2 separate regions of the Mus musculus genome follow, and region 1 is linked to region 2. A link is a loop called in an ENCODE intact Hi-C map of the cell type or tissue named here. Cell type or tissue: left cerebral cortex. All regions are shown on one strand. Links, peaks and the distances in the headings refer to the core of each region. The heading gives the core; the rest is flanking DNA. Region 1 overlaps Arhgap42 (Rho GTPase activating protein 42). Region 2 overlaps Arhgap42 (Rho GTPase activating protein 42).

Evidence for each region. A loop is a pair of places that touch in the nucleus more often than their neighbours do. Peaks named below come from ENCODE experiments on the same cell type or tissue, not always from the same donor. Only the 100,000 strongest peaks of a DNase experiment are listed, where the experiment ranks them.
Region 1: it touches region 2 in a loop (2.4-fold over the local background); 2 of 42 quality-filtered maps call a loop at or near these places.

What each region holds. Positions count from the first base shown.
Region 1 is chr9:9,096,245-9,108,169 of GRCm38, reverse strand. All of the region lies in intron 4 of Arhgap42 (Rho GTPase activating protein 42), which reads left to right. Among named protein-coding and RNA genes, the nearest start is that of Gm16833, 130 kb to the left of the region's middle. In left cerebral cortex, for the core only: no CTCF peak of the experiment used is centred there; DNase peaks (open chromatin) are centred at 5,864, 6,134 and 6,984; H3K27ac peaks cover 1,490 bases.
Region 2 is chr9:9,045,863-9,057,787 of GRCm38, reverse strand. Arhgap42 (Rho GTPase activating protein 42) reads left to right here. Exons shown (of 24, transcript NM_001372563.1): 7 at 8,796-8,900; 8 at 11,154-11,283. Among named protein-coding and RNA genes, the nearest start is that of Pgr, 150 kb to the right of the region's middle. In left cerebral cortex, for the core only: a CTCF peak has its summit at 6,448; DNase peaks (open chromatin) are centred at 4,686, 6,442 and 7,799; H3K27ac peaks cover 307 bases.

The DNA.
Region 1 (11,925 bases), core at 4,961-8,960, 49 kb before region 2:
GATGCAGGTCTAAGACTGGCAGAATCATGAGTGGGAAAGCACATGCATTTAATAGTCCTGGCATTCGGGAGGTAGACACTGGAGGAGTAGTATTTTCAAGGCAAGACTTAGATTCTGGGAGTTTGAAGCCAACCTGGGCTACATGAAACTCTGTCTCAAAAACTACAGCAAAATCAAATAGAACTGCTTGAAGATTTCCAATCAGTACCAAGGGGAACTAACCTCCCAGGTGAAGCAGAAGGCTGAGAAATGAGGAACTGCCACAGCTGAGAACATTTGTAAAATGTCTGAGGTGCTTCCTGCACACTGGAGGACTAGAGCTGTTGTTCTTGTTTTTAAGTTTTTAAAAATATGAACCACATTAAGTAATATGGTTTGCACCATAATTTAGCAAGTATGCTTGCTAACTGCACACTGCTGTTAGTTGTACTGTTCAAAACTAAACATATAAATCACCAGTGTCATACAATCCATGGAGTAACTAAGCCCTCTTAGAAGTCAGTGTGTATGTGCACATGTGTGTGTGTGTGTTTTGTGTGTGTGTGTGTGTGTGTGTGCATGTGAGTGTGTGTGTGTGTGTGTGTGATACATGTAAGTGAGTTCATGGCTATGCATGTACAGGCAGAAGGTCACTTGGGTTTCTTTCAGGTCATGGTTGTCTTTGCTCTGAGCTACTACTGTCTTGTTTCCAGTGAAGCACAGACTTTTTGAGTCTTCTGTCTTCCTTGCACTTGACGTTGGGTCTCAGGTTTCATGATGTGTCATGTTTCTCTGTCCCTGTCCTGTTTTTCTTTGTGTGTCTGCACAGGTCTCTACTGTGCCATGGTTTTCTGTGACTATAACGAGGGCCTGAGATCAGCCTTTCCTCTTTCATTTAATTTGGCTGTGGTTTCAGAGTTCAGTTCGTAGTCTTCTGGCTCTGTTGCCTTTGGTCCTGCCACAGGGCTACACACATGACAAAGGATGGCTGGCAGAAGAAGGTGCTCTCTTCTGAAGAAGAGGGAGGTCTGGAGTCCCAAGAACCATTTCAAGAACACACCTCTAGTTACCTAAGTTCTTTCAATGAAGCCCTACTTCCTGAAGCTTCCTTCTTTTCCCAATAGTACTACAGACTGGTATCAAATGTATAGTGGGACTTTGGAGGCAATCAGGAAGTAAACTACAGCTGCCTTTAAAAACAATCACATGGCACTGTTTCTTGCTCCGTGAACGCTTTTAGCAAATTCCCAAAAGAAGTGAGACATCTGTGTCATCTGGGGTATGGTAATAGTATCTCTATGATGGAGCTGGCGTGGCTGCTCTCTCTTTTTAATTCCTCCTTGTAGAATTAAAGGTCACAGTTGTTTCCTGTGATTGTCCTAAACATGAATTTTGTCTTTTAAGGTATAGGTTGAAAGCTATAGACCAAACAAATTACCCATCTCTGTGTGTGGCCCATGAGCTGTGAACAGTTAGTATATCTCTTAATTTTGTTATAATTTAAAGAATAATATTTTATATCATGTGCAAATTTCATGAAAGCCAAATTTAGTACCCAGAAATTAAATCTTTGTTGGAGTCTAGTATCATTCATTTGTCTGTTTTCTAAGTTTTTCCATTCTATTAGCTAAGTAGAGTAGTTGTATAAAACAGCGTGTGGTCCAGAAAGAATGAAGTATTTACTCCCTGGCCCCTTACTGAAAAACAAACAAACAAACAAACAAACAAACAAAACACAATAAGAAACCCACAAAAAATTGTGTCTTAAAATAAATTCCAGTTGTCATTTCAGTAATACATTCAGACTTAATATTTGTGCAGTGATTCGGCATCTTTATTTTTCTACTCTGAATTAGCAAAGTACCTGAGGCTGCCTTACAAAACAAAGAACCTTATTTTGTTAATGTCTGGGAGATCTCAAAGAGATGATGCTGGTGGGGCCCCATGACACACTCACAGATGAGAAGCAGGCAGGACCAGAAAGGAGACCTCTATAAGGGGGGAAGCCAGAGAGATTTGAGGGAGGAACCCCACCTGACTGTGAATTTCTGCTCTCCTAAGGCAGTGAACAGAGCACTCTCTGCTTTGCTTCCTGCTCCTTCTTGAGTCAGAGTTTTGTGTAGCTCAGGCTGACCTCAAATTCCATTTGTAGCCAAGGAAGACCTTGAACTTCTCTTCGTTATACCTCTGGAGTGCTAGTGTCTGCTAGAATGCCCAGTTTATGCCTTTCTGAGAACTGAACCCAGGACATCCTGCATGATGGACAAGCACTCTACCCACTAAGCTACATTCTTAGCCCCATGATTTCCCTTCAAAGACCTAATCGCTTTTTAAAATGTTTTCCTGTCTCTCAACTCCACCAGACTAGAACCAAGCTTTCTACACAAGCACCTATGAGCAATATGCACCATACTCAAAGCACAAGGGTTTTATGCTTGGAGAACACAGCGTTTCTAGAAAGAAAAACTTGGGTGTAACTTTGCACATTGTTGATTACAACTCATATTTTAACACAAACAGCAGATTTCCTTACTTCTATGTGGTATTTATTTCTATGAAATTATTTCCTCTGAAAGAACCTTCTGATTTGCTGTTCCTGGGTGTGGTTGGGCACAGAGCATTGAGAAGAGGAAGATGCAGAACTATTTGTCTTGAAATAGTCATGTGAAAACCACTCTGCATTTGTGGCATTCAGGTTTCATATCGTGACCAGAATTGCCAAACATAGTAGACAACCCATTCTATAATACTGTGAATGTTAGGTAAAAAGGTGATAGTTTTTGCCATAGATTTACTAGATACAATGTAGGTTGAAATTTTGTCTTTGTGTTCCAGTTTTCTATACAGAAACAGTTAAAAATAGAAAATTATTTCTTTGAAATTGAGCAAGTGAATGGAGTCATTTGTTAAAAAATTAGAAATCGGTGGATACGTGTGTAGACTCATGAGTGGAAAATTAGCAAGAGTTTCACTTAGAACTGTCAGGTAAAGTCTGCCATATGTGTGCACAGGAGCAAGAAGCTCTTACTAATTCAGTTAGTGGCTTTAGTTTGATAGTGATCTTTACTGCTGTGAAGTTGGGCTGTATTTTGCCTCTTACACTTCTATATACAGCCAGGAGTGATCTGAAAACAAGCCAAATGAGCGCTGGAGACATGCCTCCCTCGTCTGTATGGGAGCTTCCTGATTTATGGAGTGTGTAGGAGCCATGACCAGGACCTGTGAGGACTGTAGAAAGCCAGGGAGGAGCAGAGTGAGCTCACTGTAGAAAGATTCCAGGCACTGAAAAAACTTGCCTTATTTGGTAAATATGACTAACTGGTTTCCCTAGTGATGCTGGCAAACTCGCTATGGAAATGCATTGGTCTTTAAACCACTCCTTTGTAATTAATAAAAAAAGCACTACAAGTAGAATGTTAAGTAATATTTGCTCAATTTTTCTTGGTATGTGATGGGTACAGGGTGAAATCAGACATAGTAAGAATGTGAATCCAATAAATAAACTCAAGTTCATAGAAGCTTTAGCGTTCCTTGACTTTCTTTCTGGTGTCTGAGGTCACTTGACCTCTGGAGATTTGGGGATGTAATTGATGTCTTTTAGAGCAGGACTGGTTTGGGAAAATGACTGCATGCAGACCTCTGTGCCTTAGCTGTGCCTCTTAGCTTAGATCTCTATGCAGTTGGAGTTTGGAAGGGAACCTTGTACTGGATTTCCTTTAATTACCCAGTCAAGCTTCATGGGATATAAAAATGGCTTCTCTTTAAATTCTTCATCTCTTTTTGACTATATCCTGAGTATGTGAAATAAGATTTGATAGTTTAAAGAGGAGTAAAAACACAGCTTGCAAACAGGTAATTGTTAATTTGAATGTGGGCTCTGCCAGGTATGTCTGTATGACTGACACGTAAAGGTGGCAGTGAAGGCCCGAGGTTATGGGAAGCAGCCTGCGCGTAGCCTCCTCGTGACTTTGGTCTTCAGTCCCTTCTTGCACAGAGATGTCTTTTTCCTTTTGGTTTGTGTCTATTAGGACTCACCTGTGTCCCCAGCCTCATCAATCTGTTCTCCACGTAATATCCAGAGGCAGAAACTACTCTGTAACTTCCCGGTTTGGTCTGACCCAGGGCTGATGTTATGGGTTGGTTGGCAAAATGATTGCTTTGCTAGTGCAAGGCCATGAGTGTGCTCCTTGGAATCCATATAACCAAAAATCTGGGTGCTTGTAGAGCTGGGATGGCAGAGAGAGGGAACCCCAGAGCTTCCCTAGTGGCTACTATCCTTGGCAAGCTCTGGGTCTATAAGTGGTAATATAAAATAAAAATGAAGGGAGATGGTTCTTGCGTGCGGCACTCTAGTTTACACAGACAGACAGACAGACAGACTGACTGACAGACACCCCCCATACCACATTAACAACAACCACCACTACCATAACAACAACAACAACAGCAACAACAACAGTCTCCCTCTGAAATCCTAGTGTGGATCTGGACATGATTGTCATCTCTGTCAATACAGAAGAGCTATTTTTGGTCCCATCTTAAACTAAGTGCTTCTCTAAAATTAATGCACACCATAGTCAATTTGTATGCATGATGGAGTCCAAGCCCCCATTTTTGTGGAATTATCTGCTCTGGTGAGAGAGGCTTTCCTTGTGCATAGCTTCATCGCTCAATTTGGAAGTACTAACATGGCTAGGGAGGTGACTGAACTGTTAAAGAATGCCTCACCCTGGTTTGACTTATCTGCCCAGTAGTTGCATGCATAGGACAACTTCTGGCTGTTTCCATCCATCTTGTCTGGCACCACCAGCACCCAGCTCTTTGTCACATGGATTCTAGGGAACATACTCACAGCCTTGCATTAGGAAAGCAATCACACAGAGAATCATGTTCCCTCTTACTGTATGTTATTCATTTACTCATTGAACTTTTGTCTCTGCTGCTTTGGTTGATGCTTATCCCTGTGACGGTGGACATCTTCCTGGAACAGAAGATGGTAGTCTTTCTGTCTGTCTAGTTGCCCTTCCCCACATGTAGATCCTTGATTTAGCCTTACAACCCTAACCAATTCTGTTGGCCTTTAATCCACCAGGGTAACCTCTGCTTGTTCTCTCTCCTCTTGTCTACACAGACACGAGGCACAGAGAGACACAGACAGACAGATACACACAGAAACACTGACAGATAGGCAGACACAGATACACATATACACATACACACATGCACACAGACACACAGACAGATGCACAGACAGACAGAGATGTGCAAACAGTTTCACTTCCCGCCTGATCTGAGCTCCTCCATGTTATGTTACCCTGTATTCTCCTGTCTCCTTCATCTTTTAGGATTCTTTTCCCTTGCTCTCATGGTTTTCAGCTGAGAAAGTCATTAAGCAAGAGGCATGAAGTCTAAAACAAAACTTGGATTCAAATGGCCAGCTTGTGTTTTAGCCTGGGATCCAGAGGTCTTTGCTCTGAGTGGAGACTTGCCTCATCCATACACTGCCTGTAGCCCAGGTCACAAGGTTTCATTTATTGTCCAACTTAGCTGCTCCGGTTGGTGTATTCATTTAGAAATGCCCAGTAGTTGGTACAGAGACATATGGTGTAGATATTGGTATTGGTGTAATTTCTGTCTGCTTCCTCATTAATATTAAAATTCTGAAGGTTAGTAGCCTTTGATACTTGATTTGGGAGATGAATGGATATTAACTATCTTTTCCCTTGTACAATGTTGGTGACTGAAAACAGACCTTGGACATGCCAGGAAAAGATTATACCAGTCAGCTGGAACCTCATAGACAAGTGAAGAGACAGTTTTAGTACTTGGGGTTGCAGAAAGTAATGATGTGCTTTGTGGCTCTGTGTGTGGGACCTAGACAACTGCAGAAGTAGGCGTAGTTGTCAGAATGCAGTATAATTTTAGAGGACACTATCTAGGGTGGTTTATTTTGTCTAGACGACACTCAAATGTTTAATGCTTGAAATTGAACAGTTTGTACCTGGAGCTCTTCCTTATAACTCAGTTGCAATATAATTAACACCTAAAGGAGGCAATCTGTTTGTTTCTTTTCTTTTTGTTGTGACCAGATACCCGACAAGAGCCCACTTCAGTGGGGAAGGGTTTCTTTGGCTCATTGTTTGAGGGTGTAGGCTGTAGCTGGGAAGGTGCGATGATAGCATGGCTGGTGGTTGGCTGTCACAGATGGCCCATGAGGCTGCTTGCTCACTTCTCTAGGAAGCAGGAAGTGGGGAAATGTGGGTGCCCTGAACATTTCCTCCCTTTTCCTCTTTCATTCACTCTAAGATGGCAGCCCACAGGATGTTGCTACCCACATCCAGGACAGGTCTTCCTGCTTCAGCTAACCCTTTCTGGAAAACGTCCTTCCAGATGCAAAAGAGTGATTTACAAATGCCTTCGCGGTTTCGTAACCCAGTCAAGCTGTTCATTAAAACTAGTCACCACGGGCACAATTAGAAGACTGTGTGCACTTCAGAAGCATCTGCCTTGGTTTCTTTGAGAAAGCAGTCTGGGGCGGTTCAGGCTGCCTGACCAGTGAGCCCTAGGGATCTTCTTTTCTCCGCCTCGTCAGCTCCGGAATTACATGCACGTACCATCACTCCTGGCATTTTAAAATGGATCCTTAAGCTTTTGAACAATCTGTCAAGGCTAGTTGGTTTGCCTTTGTTTTAGCATAAGCTATAATGGTCCTTCAGAATACCTCAAAACTGAATCAATGTAACATTTTCTTCCCCTTTTAATCTGTCACGTTTATTTTCTGAGGGCCTTCTTTAGTACAACCTAGGAATTCATCTTCACAAGCAAGTCTATAAAACTAATGAATAAAAAATGCTGAAATGATCCATTTACTGTTAGCTAGCAAGTTGGCACAAAAATGTTTGGTGGGAGCCAGAGGGGAATCTTGCTGATGACGTCACCAACGATGACATCACCCAGGCTGAGCTCTAGAACTTTGCAGAGTTTTGTCAGGTCCTCTCTCTGTACACTTCCCTCCCAATTTATGCATTCCAGTGTGACTTTTCCATAGTGAAATTTATGGCTCCTATTTCAAAATGTTTCCAAAATCTCTGTCGGTGTTCTCCCCCAGAGAACCAACAGTGACTCAGAGCAACTTTGAGATTCAGGAGAAATGTGAAATATTTTCTGTTTGTGTTTTGAGGATGGGCTCTCAAAAAACTGTCAGAATTCTGCCTCAGTCTCCAGGGTGGACAGACTGCAAAAAGCAATTCTAAGACTGCAAAAACACTGAGGGATGCTCTGTGTGGTGGCTGAAGCATGCGATACCAGAATATAGGAGAGAGTGATCAAAACTTTGTCTGTTATACATCAAGTTCATGTCTCAAACACACAAACAAGCAAAAACAGTGTAGAAAATCAGGGCCTGGGTGGTCATGGAAACCTGGAAAGAGGGTTTTTAATACGATCTTTTATTGAGTTTTCAGAATTTCATGCATATTTATGATCAGTTTTGATCGTGTTTACTCTGTCCCTCTAATTCATCACAGAACCAGCTGTCCCTACTCTTCCCTAGTTTGTATTTACTTTTGAAAAATTAGTTAGTTATTCCATGATCCAATGAGTCCAATTTGTGCTACCCATATATTCCTCATGTAAGGTCTACTGAAACTTGCTATCCAGAGGCTACACCCTTAGGAAAACTTCCCCCAGCAGCCACCTAATGTGAGCAGCTTCTCCACTATCAGTAGACTAACAAGCTTCCCAAACCTGGAAAATTGATTGGCTCAGTTTTGTTCAGACAACTACAGATGCTGTAGTCCCATCCAGAACTTAAGATTTTGCTTTTCTCCAGTCCTTTGTAACTTCTGACTCTTCTATATCTCCTTCTGAGAAGGTCCATGAATCTTGGGGGACAGCATATAATATAGATGTCCCATGTGTGGCTTAGGACCCTATAGACAATTAGTCTCTATGTTTTGGCCATTCTGAAAATGCTTCAGTATTTTGGGTTAATGGTCTTGCTGAGTTGAAGCCAACCCATTTCCCTTGCTTCCTGGTTATTTGTCTAGAAACATGACCGGCTATACTTAGAATGATTGAATTTGTTCATTCGTTCAACTGCCAGTTGGTCTAAGGCTGCTTTGGCAGCACCCAAAGATGGTCCAGTTGTGCCACAGGCAGACAAGGGAGTGCTTATAAAATTCTGGGATTGCAAATTTTCTTAGACTCCAAAGCTTTGGTTCCTCTGTTCCTCCCATGACACATGCTTGAGAGAAGGACATAGCCTAGCGGTCACTTTCCCTTGACATCTTAGAACTGAGCACAGTAAGTCTAATGTTGAACCATTGGGTAGATTTTATAAAAGCAGTTCATATGTATACAGAGCAAATTGTGTTGGTCACAGCTTAATCTTCTATGGAATCTTATGGAATTTTTTTTTTTATATTGACCACTTTCTTAGGTTATTTATAAGGATTTGCCATACTGCTTTTTAAAATAGGCAAAGAGGAGTTGGTAAGATGGCTCAGCCAAGATGGGCTAGTGAGATAGCTTGGTGGTAAAGCCACTTGCCGTCAAGACTTACAACCTAAACTCAATCTGTGGGGCCCACTGTTTCCTGAACCCGTGGTGTATTCCAATCTCAGTGTTCATAGAGTCTGTTAAGTCAGGCTCACCATGTGGCTGGGATAGCTACAGGCAGTTTCTTTTCCTTCCATTTAGAAAGCCTTTCACTTAGCTTTCATCAAGTGGTTGCATTATTTTGTATCTATATAAACTTGAAATTGGTTTCTAAACCTTTTTTTATATCATAAACTTTTCCCCTAAATTTGTTTTAACATGTTTTGTTGTTGGCTAGCATATATAATTGCTTTGGTCAATTAAAAAATAACAAAAAGATCATAGAGGTCTATAATTGCCAAGTTAAGTTCAGATTGGGATTTTATAGTTTTTATTGCAACTACAAAGGTTAATAATGAAATTCTTTAAATTAGTCTGAAAGGACTATAGCCACAGCAAAGTTATAAATGTACATGGAGCTCAAGCTACAAAATGTGAAACCTTTTAAAGTTCCCACAACAACTAAAGTGCTTTGGGGCCACCTTGACACCCTCATCTAATTCACTGTAGCCAAGTTGTTCCCAGTGGGCTAAGTTAGAGGCAATAGGACAAGATGAATTCCGTACCCTTTCCAGCACGTGCACCGGTCATACATATGTGGACCCTTTAAGTCCTAAGAGTAACATCTTTACGACTTGAAATTGTGTAACCTTGGATAAGTAAATATAATAGCAATTTTTTTAAAAGATTTTGTTTTTTAAATGACATGTTTGTGTGTTTCTGAGAATGCGCACATGAGAACAGTACCTCCAGAGGCCAGAAGAGAGCAAAGGGTGCCTCAGGAGCTGGGGTAATAAGGTTCTGGGGGCTAGAAGAGAACTGTGGTCCTCAGCATGAATGTCAGCAAGTGCTCTTAACCCCTGAGCTATCTCTTCAGCCCAGATCTTGAAGGATTTTGATGAAACCATATGACACTGGTGATGTGACAGGGTCTTATGTATTATGAAATGTATGTTATAAGTCATTACTTTTTTAAAAAAAGTTATTTATTTATTTATTTATTTATTTATTTATTTATTTATTTTATGTATATAAGTAGACTGTAGCTGTACTGATGGTTTTGAGCCATCATGTGGTTGCTGGGAATTTGAATTCAGAATCTCTACTCGCTTCTGTCGGCCTAAAATTTTATTTATTATTATATCTAAGTACACTTTAGCTGTCTTCAGATGTACCAGAAGAGGGCGTCAGATCTCATTACAGATGGTTGTGAGCCACCATGTGGTTGCTGGGATTTGAACTCAGGACCTTTTAAAGAGCAGTCAGTGCTCTTAACCACAGAGCCATCTCCCCAGCCCAAGTCAACTTTTCAATCTTTGATTTCTTGATTTATTGAATTAAAACCAAGACATCGTATAAGGAAAAAAGTTCTTTAAAAATATGTGTGTATGAAAGAGACATTCCCTGAGGAGTTGGTGAATCCTGTGTGAGGAATCTGGAGTAATATCTTTCTTTACAGACTTTTTCTAAGCGACCACCTCACAGCTACCTCAAACGGTGAGCATCGCTGATTGCTTAACTTGGTAAATGTTTAGTTATTGTGAAATCTCCCCCTTTTAGAATCCCGTGGTTTGGATTTGCATCTGTGCCATTTCCCCTATCTAAGCAATCTTTGGGGACAACATAGTATTGACTATGAAAGGAGGATTTACCAGGGTGCTTTGTACTAATTTTCCCTCTTGAAGACAGGTCAGTGATAGTCAAAAGAAGACATCCATCAGACTTCTTTGCCATCCTTTATTTAAAGTCTATGCTTTATGGATCATTTAAAAGAAAAATATTAGCTATAAACTACAAGGTCCAAACAGTGGAATTGTGGGTGTGTGTCCACTCTACTGCTGGGCATGGCCTCTTGGGGAAGCAGAACACAGGGAGTTTGACTGTGTTTATCCTATGCCACCTCAGGAGCCAAGCAGGTGCCGTCCTGTAGGGAAGCACTGAGGCTCTGCCCCACCGTTGGGTAAACACAGTCTGAGATGTGGGAAAGGCAGAGCTGATTCAAAGGGTCCCCAGGTGAGGCCACAGCTATGGGGTTCTTGGACATCCAGGCACTCATCACAGAAGAGCTGAGAACAGAGTCAGGGGCCGATGGGGACCCTGGGCATGGGGTTGGAGGAAAAGGGAGCTCTGGCTTGTCCCATGGTGGCTGTCCTTAGCTTAGTGGAAGCTTGCTTAGTGGTGGCTGTGGCTTGGAGTGCAGAGAGGCCTATACCTGAGAATTAAGCTGGGACCCTGTAGTCAAATACCTTCTCCATGGCTCCCCATGGCAGATCATGATGAAAAAGGCAGTCCATGGTTCTAACCAGTTTATTGTTTTTCATGGCAGAAAATAGATGCATACCATAGCAAACCATACCATACCATACCATACCAATACCATACCATACCCATTGTCAAGGTAGATCTTTTGCAGAGAGGAATGTCTAGAAAGGGAAACTTATTGACTAAGCCCTCTGGACCTCTAGGTGCCTCATTAGCATGGAGAACTCTGTTTTGGGCCTATGGGATTACAGGACATGTTTCTTTTATGTGAGGAGAATGGCATGTGTTCCAAGTCAGGAATCTGGCAGGGAGTAGGGAGTTACCTAAGCCTCAGGTGTGTGCCCATGGAGTCCCCAGATTTCAACCAGTTCTACCTTACCAAACTTCCTGGCATGGTTTTACTGTCCAATAGGGCATCATTAGTTAACAAATAGCCTGTATCTGCCTAGTACCCGAAGTTCTTTATACCCTTTTTACTGACTTACCAGAGTCTGCTTACAGTTGCTAGTAGCAAAAGCATCTCTTGCATCTATTTGTCTTGTTTGCTGACAACTTTGTATGGAAGCTCTTAAACTTTTTGTTTGTTTTTGATGTTTATTTGTTTTTGAGAAGGCCAGTAGCCCTGCCTGACCTCTGACTACCTGTGTAGTCAGGGATGACTTGAAATTTTTTCTCTTCCTAGTTCCATCTTCTGGGTGGGGAGCTTACAGATGTGTGCCCCATGGATGTGGTGTGAGGTATCCTCCATGCTAAAAGCTTTATCCCGTTCAAGGTTTCCTTGGCCTTGCTGTAGACTGCACTGCTGAGCTGGAGATGCTTGTGAGTGTAAGCACTTGGCTTTCCTATGATTTCCCTTCTTCATGGTGGCTCACTATACCTCATCAGTGTTACATGTCTTTCCTACAACGTCCATATAAAATTCATTGACTCTTTTATTCTCCAGTTTCTGTTTTTGTGTGTCTGGTTTTGTTATTTCAAGTGACAAGATTAGACTATTTTTCTGGGTCTTTTTATTTATTTGTAACTCATAGACAGTCTTTTCTTTCCTATTCTTCTTCTCCTTTTTTTTTTTTTTTTTTTGGTTTT
Region 2 (11,925 bases), core at 3,952-7,951:
TCACAGGATCCCAGAAACAGCTGAACTCTGAGGAGTTCTGATACAACCATGATCACAGGAAGGACAGGCTCCAGTTACATATAGAGAGGGCAGGTAGCACTAGAGATAATCAGAAGCTGGGAGGCAAGCCTAAGTATAAGTAACAGAAACCAAGGTTGCTTGGCATCATCAGAACCCAATTCTCCCACCATAGCAAATCCTGGATACACCATCTCACCAGAAAAGCAAGATTCTGATCTAAAAATCACTTCTCATGATGGTGATACAGGACTTTAAGAAGGACATAAATAACTCCCTTAAAGATATACAGGGGAACACAGGTAAACAGCCAGAGGCCCTTAAAGAGGAAACCCAAAAATTCTTTAAAGAATTACAGGAAAACACAATTAAACAGGCAAAGAAAATGAACAAAACCATCCAAGACCTAAAAATGGAAATAGAAACAATAAAGAAATAACAAAGGGAGACAACCCTGGAGATAAATAACATAGGAAAGAAGTCAGGAGTCATAAATGCAAACATCATCAACAGAATACAAGAGAGAGAAGATAGAATCCCAAGTGCAAAAGATACCATGGAAAGCATTGACCCAATAGTCAAAGACAATGCAAAAAGCTCCTAACCCAAAATATTCTGGAAATCCAGGGCAAAATGAGAAGGCGAAACCTAAGGATAATAGGTATAGAAGAGAGCAGATAATGCCCAACTTAAAAGGCCAGTAAATATCTTCAACAAAATTAGAAAAGAAAACTTCCCTAACCTAAAGAAAGAGATGCCGATGAACATACAAGAAGACTACAGAACTCCAAACAGACTGGACTAGAAAGAAATTACTCCCATCACATAATGGTCAAAACATCAAATGCACAAAACAAAGAAAGAATATTAAAAGCAGTAAGAGAAAAAGGTCAAGTAACATACAAAGTCAGACCTATCAGAATTAAACCAGACTTCTCAACAGAGTATGTAAAAGCCAGAATATCTAGGGCAGATATTATACAGACACTAAGAGAACGCAAATGCCCAGCAAAATTCTCAATTACCATAGATGGAGAAACCAAGATATTTCAAGACAAAACAAATTTTCTCAATATCTTTCCATAAATCCAGCCCTACAGAAGATAATAAATGGAAAATACCAATACAAGGAGGGAAATACACCCTAGGAAAAAGCAAGAAAGTAATATTTCAACAAACCCAAAGAAGATAGTCACACAAACATAATTCCACTTCTAACAACAAAAATAAAAGGACGTAACAATCACTTTTTCTTAGTATCTCTTAACATCAATGGACTCAATTCCTCCAAAAAGACATAGATTAAGAGACTGGATGCATAAACAGGACCCAGCATTTTGCTGCATACAGGAAACACACCTCAGTGACAAAGGCAGACACTACCTCAGAGTAAAAGATTGGAATACAATTTTCCAAAAAAAATGGTCCCAAGAAACAAACTGAAGTAGCCATTCTAATATTGAATAAAATCAACTTTCAACCAAAAGTTATCAAAAAAGATAAGAAAGGACACTTCATACTGGTCAAAGGGAAAGAATCTACCAAGATGAAATCTCAATTCTGAACATCTATGCTCCAAATACAAGTGCACCCACATTCTTAAAAGGAACTTTACTAAAGCCCAAAGCACACATTGTACCCCACATAATAATAGTGGGAGACTTAGCTCCTTACTCTCAGCAATAGACAGATCATGGATACAGAACCTAAACAGAGACACTGTGAAACGAACAGAAGCTATGAACCCCATGGATCTAACAGAAATGTATAGAACATTTCATCCGAAAGCAAAAGAATATACCTTCTTCTCAGCACCTCATGGTACCTTCTCCAAAATTAACCATATAATTGGTCACAAAACAGGCCTCAACAGATACAACAAGATTGAAATAATCCCATACACCCTGTCAGATCACCATGGACTAAGACTGGTCTTAAATACCAACAAAAACAATGGAAAGCACGCATACACATGGAAGCTGAACAATGTTCTATTCAATGGTAACTTGGTCAAGGAAGAAATAAAGAAAGAAATTAAAGGCTTTTTAGAATTTAATGAAAATGAAGACACATCATACCAAAACTTAATGGGAAACAATGAAAGTAGTGCTAAGAGGAAAACCCATAGCTCTGAGTGCCTCCAAAAAGAAACTGGAGAGAGCTTACACTAGCAGCTTGACAGCACACCTGAAAGCTAGAACAAAAAGAAGCAAATACACCACAGGAAATAATCAATCTCAGGGCTGAAAGGAAAAGAACTGTACAAAGAAGCAACCAAACCAGGAGCTGGTTCTTTGAGAAAATCAACAAGATAGATTAACCCTTAGTCAGACTAACCAGAGAGCAAAGAGACAGTATCCAATTTACTAGAGACGGTAGTGAAAAGGGATACATAACAATAAAATATATCTTAAAATAATTATTCTGTTTGTTGAATATTAATAGTTGAAAATATTAAAATCATATTCTGCAAACATAATGGACATTTTATTGATAATCTTTCTCACAGTGCTTGAAATTAGCATGTTCTTAATGTTTAACTTCAAAGAGTTTTTGCTATTTTGAAATTTTTAAAATATACTTACTGATAAAATAATATTTCTTCTAGAAACACTGATAATTTTTAAAGTAAACTGATTGTTAGACAATGTACACAGATATATAATGCATTTTAAATACTCTCTCACTATGTCAGGTTGTATCATATAAATGCTTTTTAATATATTTCTTAATGATTCCTTTTTAATACTTTATGCCCTTTTACTATGCTTAACTCCCAAAGAATATTTTGTATGTTTTGAAATAATTTAGTATTCACCATTAGATATAGAATCCTCAGTTATGGGTAGTATTAAATATTCACTAGTGATATGTTTAGGGTATAAAAAGATATGAATATAAAAGTTGAACAAATTTTTTATGTATTATTTGATTCTCAAAATACTTAATACTATTAATATGTTTAATGTATCAAATGCATTTGAATAATAAAAAAGTTTAAGAAAAAAAGAAAAATGAAATACCCTATCCCTGTTTCAGAGAAATGATGACAGAGTGAAGAAACACATCTGTCATAATCTGCTTCCATGTGGGATCCCACCAGACTTTGCAGTGGGGAGGAGCAGAGCCTGCGAGAATGTGGGTCCTCTCCTGGGTTGCAGGTTCTCAGCTTTGGAGTCCAGCAACTCAGTGGTATAAGCAAAGCACTGTGTATCATAAGGCTAGTACCCTGATCCAGGAGGATTAGGAGCTTTGGAGATACAATTCAGTTTCAAGATTTTAATTTTCTACCAACTTTCCTGGGAACTCTGCTTGCTGAAGAGCTAAGTAGTTAATTTCCCTTAGAATGAAAAAGTAATTTACCTAACAGACCATCTGATCAAACTCCATATGACTTTAGAGAGGCCTTCTGAATCTCACTGTGGTTCCTGAGCCTAGCAAGCCATATTTTATGGCAAAGGGCACTACTTATGATTCCTACTCCCCTCTTTCTGACTAAGCCCTGACAGAGAGCCCCATGATGAGGTTTTATTGGGTGTGTGTGTGTAAGATTTTGAAAAACTTTATATATGTGTATGTGTGTGTGTGTGCGCGCGCGCGTGTGTGTGCACACATGCACAAGCACACATGTGCATGCAACTTGGAGGCAAGAAGAGGGCATTAGATCCCTGAGAATCAGAGTTAACAGGTTGTGTGCCTCCTGATGTGGGTACTGGGAGCCAAACTTGTATCCTCTGGAAGAACTGGAAGCTCTCTTAACCACTGACCCATCCTCCTGCTGGCACACACTGTAGTTTAGAAAGCCACGCTTCTTACTTCTGCCCTAGGTGGAGAACTCCTGTAACACTTGCCAATAGGCATTTCTAAGTTAAGGCCTATTTTTAAACCACAGTATGAGAGTCCATAAATTTTGACAATTTAATTTTCCCTGTACATTTCTTCCACACATATTTACATGTCTTTCTGGCTCTGCCCACTAACTGTACAATTATTCCTTGTCTGAACTTGGGATGGTATTTTCTTATCTGTGTACCTTCTGGAGAGTGACTTAGGGATGGGCTGTTGCCACATCTGAGCTTTCTTATGGCTCATTCTGTCTGGAAACACTCAGGTATCTCTTTCTATGATATGATCTTAGTTGTATCAAAAGGAAAATTTATAATCATTTGTTCACAGATGGCAGGCAAAAGGTATGATTAGTATTCTTGAACTGTGGGGAAATGGAAGCCTCCATTCACTTGAAGTGTGTGTGTGTGTGTGTGTGTGTGTGTGTGTGTGTGTGTGTGTTTCCCCCTACCTTATCCCAAATTGTGACATCCCACTTACCCTTCTTGGCAAAGGTCTTTTTTATGACAGTCAATTTATTGCAGTATGTATATAAGGTTCCTGATGTGTGGGGAGGGAATCTATTCAGATATTCACCAATGCCTGTTTATTCCCTAGTTGTGAGACTCTTGAGAATCTTGTGAAGCATTGGTTAACCAGAGATTTGTGGTGTGTGTGGGAAGATATATGTGGTTCACTGTTTAGGGGGACTCAGTCCATTGTGATAGAGAATGCAAGGTAGCTGTGGGAGATGGCTCAGATCTGGGCAGAATAGAGAACTAGAAGCCAAGTGGATGGTAAACCATAAGTCTAACTTGCAGTGACTCATTTCCTCCAGCAGCATCCCACCTCCTGAAAGTTCCACAGCCTCCCTAACAGTGCTACCAGCTGAGAACCAAATGTGGCCATTCAAACTCTGCCATGGTCACTGATATGTATCTGTTTGTCAGTTCCCATCACAGTGAGCTGCCCATTTATGCTGTCTGGCATTAAGTTGGAATGACATAAGATGTGTAAGCCTTCCTACTCTATTTTTACTAAGAGCTCTTTGGTCAGCTAGTACTGCTTCCCATTCTATGTGAATTTACAATTTCTGGATTCTGCAAAGATGTGACGTGTGGTTTTGATTTTACCGTACTTGCCTTTCAATGTGGAGAAAATACCTTCTTAACAGTTTCAAGTTCTTCAAACTGTGAAAGGGAGAGATTTTATTTGTTTCAATTTTTAATTTATTTATGCTACATTCATGGTTTTCAAAATAAGTTTTGAATTAAATTTACCAAATTAGCTGGTAAGTATTTTATTCCTTTAAGGCAGTTGAAGATGGGAGTTTTCTTAATTTCATTTCAGATTGTCTGTTGTAGTGTATGCCAGTATAAACTCAGTCTTTGCACACTAATCTCACAGAAGTGGCTTATTAGTTCTATTAGTTTTCTTTAAAATGGATTCTTTAGTATTTTGTGTATACAAGTTCAGGGCAGTGGCAAATGGTTAGTTTTGCAATTTGCTTTGTACTCTAGATGTCTTGCATTTCCTTTTACACACATGTACTTTGGTGTGGAGTGTCCTCCACATGCCCATGTATTTTAATGCATGTCCCAGTTTCCAGAGGTTGTGGAACTATGAGAAGTTGGTGTGTGGCTGTGGGAAGTAGGGGCTTTGGAGCATCCTGCTGCAGCTGGTTCTGCCTCTTACTAGGCACTGCCCCCGCTCTATCATCTTACTTTATCCCACTGAGTTGTCTGTGTAGAGATGAGTAGCTAATGCATGCCCACGAATCCATTTGGATTTTAGTCAAGTGGCCACCAATAGGTGGGAAGATTATGAACGTTTATTTAGTTCTAAAAATTATCTAAAAACATGGTGTCATGATGTCAAGTATGATTAGTATTGTTGAACTGTGAGGAAATGGAAGCTTCCATTCACTTGAAGTGTGTGTGTGTGTGTGTGTGTGTGTTTCTCCTTACCTTATCCCAAATTGTGACATCCCACTTAAACTTCTTGGCACAGGTCTTTTTTATGACAGTCAATTTATTGCAGTATGTATATAAGTTTTGACTTTTGGTTTTGTTTGAGGGCTAATAAATAACAATTTAACTCTAAACACCATGGAAACAATAAAGTGTGACAGAGTTTCCTGGTACTAAACGAATGTGAATCTGGAGAAAAAGTACTTGCCACCAAGCCCTATTCCCTAAAACCCACATGGTAGAAGGAAAGTGCCAACTCCTTCTTGATTGTTCTGTACATGTGCACCGTGACACACTCACCCACTGCATGCACACATAGACACAAAATACTAAGTGTAAAATAAAATTATACATCAATTAGTCCTTATTATCATTTTTGTGAAGGTCACATTTACTCTATAGAGAGCTTAAGCCTTATTTCTTTTTGTTTGTTTGTTTGTTTGTTTGTTTGTTTGTTTGTTTTCCCCCATACTGACCAAAGATGACGAAGGTCTGGGAAGGGCAGGTGTCCATATTCCCTGGGTCTTTCTACTGACCGCCATTGGTTTACCACCATGGCATCTGTCTAGTGTGCCACCAGCCTGTACATGGACACACTCCTTTTTAAAACGTTGAGCTCTACCGCCATCTAGGGACTCTTCTTTCACACCCATTTTGTTTAGACTTTACCAAGCTTCTTCCAAGGAAATGCAGCATCAAGGAAAAAGGTGACCGCTCTTGGTGTGCCATTAATTAATATTTCAGATTTATTTATTTATTTTACTTTGTGTGTGTATAAGCTTAGTCTGCATGTATGTATGTGAACCATATATGTACCTAATACCCATGGAGGCCAAAAGAGGGCCACTAAATCCCTGGAAACCAGAGTTACAGCGTGTTATAAGCTGCCATTTGGAGGCTGGATGTCAGCATCCAGATCCTCTGCAAGAGCAGCTAGTACTCTTAACCTCTGAGCCATCTCTCGGTATGTAATTTTTATGTGCTTCAATAAAATTGTTCACTCCCTTCTGGGTGCTTAGAATGTGTTGGAAGAAAATGCATGCTTCCTATTACGACGTTCTACAGCCCCACTAATGAGGCTGGCAGGGGGATTTCTGTCTGTGGCAGTCGATGTGTTGGAAATGCTTAGGATACAGAGCAACCTCAGAGAGACAGAAGTGCTGGAATCATGACTTTTAAAGCTCAATTAGCAAACAGGTCTCAGTGGAGAGTGCTGGCTCGCCACAATCTCTATCAAATTACTTCCTTTCGAGTGACTTGACAAACATGTGACACTTCTGTATGCATCTAATTTTTTAATAGATAAACTAACTGTACTCCAGAGCCTCAAGCTAGACTCCAGGAATCCACACACACTATTTAGATGCCATGATATTTCTGACACAGTATGCCTTCCCGCTCCCATACTCTGAGAAGTCAGAATATTAGAAAAGTAGATTTAAGGGTGTTAGATATTTTGTAGGTTTTTGCAATGTTTTAAAAATATCTTCCCTGTAAATGTAATTAACTGGGTGGCTTCTGATGGCTTTGAAATGACCCACTACCTATGATGTCTAATCCTCAGTGGGAGAGTTTCACTGTGGGCCAATTACTGATGCCAACAGAGAAAATGCTCTTCTAATGGCTAGTCAGAGGACTGCTGTTAGTTAGGCATTTCAGAAGTATTTTAATGTTTTTTAATCTTTGAAAAAGTCTAGATCTACACATGCAGGGCCTACCTGGAAGTGTTTAAATTCAGCTTTAAGCCCCAGTTTGCTCTAAACTGGAGAATTAAGTTAAATGAAAAAAAAAAAACTTAAGAAATTATTTTTAGTGTTAAACTCCTAAAAATGAACCTAACTCAGAATGGAGTTGACTTGCATGTTGAAAGAAAAGCATGAAGTCATCATTCCCTAGTAGATCCGGCTCATACTCGAATTAGCAATCCCAACACACACATGGGATGACTCTTGGGTGTTCCTGCCTCCCCACACAGAGGAGGTGAGAGAAGCCACTCTCATAAGAAGATGGTTTCAAATAGCCTTTCTCTTTTTAATTTGAAAAATAACAAATGGTACAGTATAGGCTTCTTTTGAAGGTATTTTCCACTCTATTGCAGCAAGAAGCTGTAGGCTGACCGAGACAGTGGCTATGGCTATGGAATAAGACTGCAGGCAATTATATAAAGTACCAAATGAATCATTTTTTCTAGATAAACTTAGTAACATACATACTCATCCCATAATTTTATAAGTCCTCCTTATTTACAGATGTAAGCACAAAAGAATTTGTTATTTCAAGGCTAGGAATATGAAATTTCTTTTCTGAAGATTTTGCTCAGAGTAAAAATGATCATGTGATCCTATGTTCTGACTCAACTCTTTTTTTTTTTGTTTTTGTTTTTTTTTTTTTTTGTTTTGTTTTTGGTTTTTGGTTTTTCAAGACAGAGTTTCTCTATATAGCTCTGGCTGTCCTGGAACTAACTTTGTAGACCAGGCTGGCCTCGAACTCACTCTTAATCTGCTTTAAATTCTCCTTGAATAGACTTCCCTAGTCAAAACAGGATCTATACTGCCACCTGCTGGTAAATTTTCTTTTCTCCCTCTGGACAAATTGTTATTGACTGTGGCCAGCTCCTTCCTGGGATATCCTGCCCAGTCTCTAAATCTAATGCCTTTTCACCTTCTGTTTTGTCTAGAGACCTTTCCCAGTTCTCTGTGATCCCCTTAGCGGCCCCCAGTGGTTGTTTGATGATGCATTTGGAAGGTAGAGCAGCGGACAATGCATGTTCATGACCTCAGGGAAAGACAGTGAAGGGGCAATGACCTCTTGTTTCTGCCTCACACCCATGTTTCCATGGCTAAATGCATTGATCAAAAATCATTACTTTGAGAAATTAGAATGACTGATAATCACCTTGATATTTTGTATTGGATGGTCTTTTCATATATAGAAAAGCAAATTTTTATGATTTTTTTACGTGCATGTTTTTATCTTTTGCAGCTTTTGTCCTTCCTTCAGGGTTTGTTTACATTTTACCACGAGGGATATGAACTTGCCCAGGAATTTGCACCGTACAAGCAACAGCTACAATTCAACTTGCAGAATGTAAGGATACTCTGTCCTCTTTGCCATCCCTTAGCAATGACCTCAAAGTGACTCAGTTAGGACCAAGCCAGACCTTATGTAAATGTGGCAAACCACAGTAGCTTAGGGAGTCCTCTTTACAGACATCCTCATGACTTATTTTGTAGCAACTAGGTGAATATATGCCAAAGAAGAACTGATTTCATGTTAGAAAAATGTATGTTACTGGGTTTTATAAAAGTATTACAAAGCAGGGTCCTTGCAAGTTAGTAGTAATCTTGTTAGCTTAGTGGGTGACTCAGGGTGAATGGGATTCTCACATCCTCTGTGCTGAGTATAGTTAGTACAGTGTATATACCTGAAATTTCTTTAATGGACCTTCAATTCTTCTCATCACACAAACAAGGACAGAAAATACATGTAGTGATGCATATATTACTTAGCCTGATTATAGAAATGATTTCACAATATATGCAGATACCAAAACATCACAGGGACTCACAGTGTGTTTGTCTTCCATCTCTCAGTTACTCCTCAAAGCCAGGAACACAAAAGGGACTGGCTGGCTTTAGGCAAGTCTCATTTGTTGAGAAAGCAGGATTTCTCCAGTTTCAAAGGGAAGGTCTCTGGCTTCGTGTTCTATGTCTAATATCTCTGAAAACACATGCAAAACACCTGCAATTAATTATTTGCAGAATATTTAAAAGTAGTTTTGAAGCATTCAAATGCCTTGCTTTAACATACAGATGAGCGCCATTTATACATTATCCGTTTCTACCAGCTTATTTTGTGATGTCCTCTAGCTCTTTTGGTCTCAGAACACATAGTGACATGTCTACAATTGGCCAATACATTTCTGCCATCCTCAAACCCGGGGAAGAACAAAATCCTACTGTTGAGTCATCAATCACTGAATGCCTGAGTGGATAGCAATCTAGCCAAAATACCCTTCACTTAGTCTTCTGTAAAAGGTGTGTGTCTCTCTGCTTATCTGGGTCTCATCATCATGGAATCTTGACAGTGTGCTACTGAGCTGGCATGTCCCTGCAGAGCTATGCAATTGGATTTTTCTCATCATGTTTGGATTTCTGCTTTTGCACTTAGGTTCCCCAGCAGAAATAATTTTGCCTTTAGCTTGTCTGCACTGTGGTTTTTTTGTTTTTGTCTTTTGTTTGTTTGGTTGGTTTGTTTTATTTTTCAATGTAGAAGATGGTTGTCTGTCTTCAGTAAAATAAAATAAAATGCAAAATTGCAGATGCCAGAGAGACTTTACAAGTTCTTTCAGTATCAGCTACAATTACCTCAGTTGGGATAGGAGAAAGGAAGCAGTTGAAAGACCCAGTCAATCTTTATAGTTAAAAGAATAAAGCAGCATGATAGTCCCCAGATAAAGACCCTACTCTCTCTGAGGATCACCTCTCATGGACCATCCACCGAGAGCTCTGGGAGTAGGCTTTGGACTTTATTTTTTGACACACTTTTGTTAGGGTGAAGCGCTTTGAATGCAAACCAGAGTCTTTCCGAGAAAACCTTACTCTTTTTCCTACAGCTTAAGCAAATGCACTATCAAGCGTATAAATTATTATTCTCAAAAGAAAGAAGAACTTGCATTCTGTGTGAATAAGTTTTACACTGGCCTTCTAACAACTGTATTAGTACTTCCAGAAACTAAACCATGTGAGTGCTTTCTAACAAGACTTTCAGCTGTAGACTTCACTGAGCGGTAGACTCTGGAGCTGAGGTTTTCTGAGTAGCCACCTTAATCTATCCATGTGAAACTTTTATTTGTGAGTTCATTATAGCAAAGTTATTTTCTTTAATTCTAAAAAAAAAAAAAAAAGTAAAAGCCATTAGGAAAAGAAGGGATTTTCTTTTAAACATGCTCATTGTCACATATATCAAAAGCATCATTTTTTTCTTCCTCAAAAAAGAGATTAAGTTCTTATGTATCTACTTTTAATCTTAGCTAATCCAAAGCTAGCAGATGGTCAATAATTTCATTTGCTGTAATTCACCAACTTGGGACTCTCCACAGAATCTGAATTAGAAAGTCTCTCACACACAAGAGTCAGAGAAAAATGCACAGAGTCATCCAGGGATGTTTCTACTAAAGTGACTCAGAGCAGGCACACAGCTCAGCACAGCAGATTCCTTTTACATTGAGTAGACTTGAAGGTTACCCTGCTCTCCTTGGCAGTTTTAAAACTTTAGTCAACAATTTCCTCAAACCTGGTGGAAAATGCTCAGTGAGTTTGTGGCTTCTCTTCACTTAAGACAAGGAATAACTTTGAAAGCACTCGGCAAGAAGTGGAGAGACTGATGCAGAGGATGAAGTCTGCCAATCAAGATTATAGACCTCCCAGCCAGTGGACCATGGAGGGCTATCTTTACGTCCAGGAGAAAAGTGAGTCCCAGAGACAGACTTGAGGTCTCTCTCTTATTTTACTTTTTATTTTCCATGTGTGTGGGGTCCATGTGTGTATATGCATGTTTGCATGTGTGTGGACACATGTGTGGTTGCATGCACGTTTATGCACTCATGCCCATAGTGGTTCATGTCATCCCTCACATCATTCCACCTTTTCATGTAGACAGACTCTGTCAGTCAAGCCCAGAGCTCTTCCAGTGGGGCTAGTCCCATTAGCTAGTGCATTAGTCAGGGATCTAGAGAAACAGATTTGATAGATTAATAAGAGGGGCTTATAGGCTATGATCCAACTATTCCAGCAATGTCTGATTTTCAGTGGAAAGAACAAGGGTCCTATAGTTGCTCAGTCCAGAATGTCTCTGCTGCTCCTCAGTATACACTGGAATCCCAAGGAAGTAGGCTTTAATAACAGTGAAGAAATTAACTTGACCTTGCTCGCAGGGCAAGCTGACAAAGATAGCAAGCATCCTTTTTCCATGGTCCAGATTTAAGGTGAATCTTCCCACCTCAAATGAATCAATCAAAAAAATCCCTCAGGTGTACCCTGCAGGTTGGGTTTTAATAATGGATATATTCAAGTCGGCAAACAAGAATAGTTATCACAGCCAGCTTGTTCTA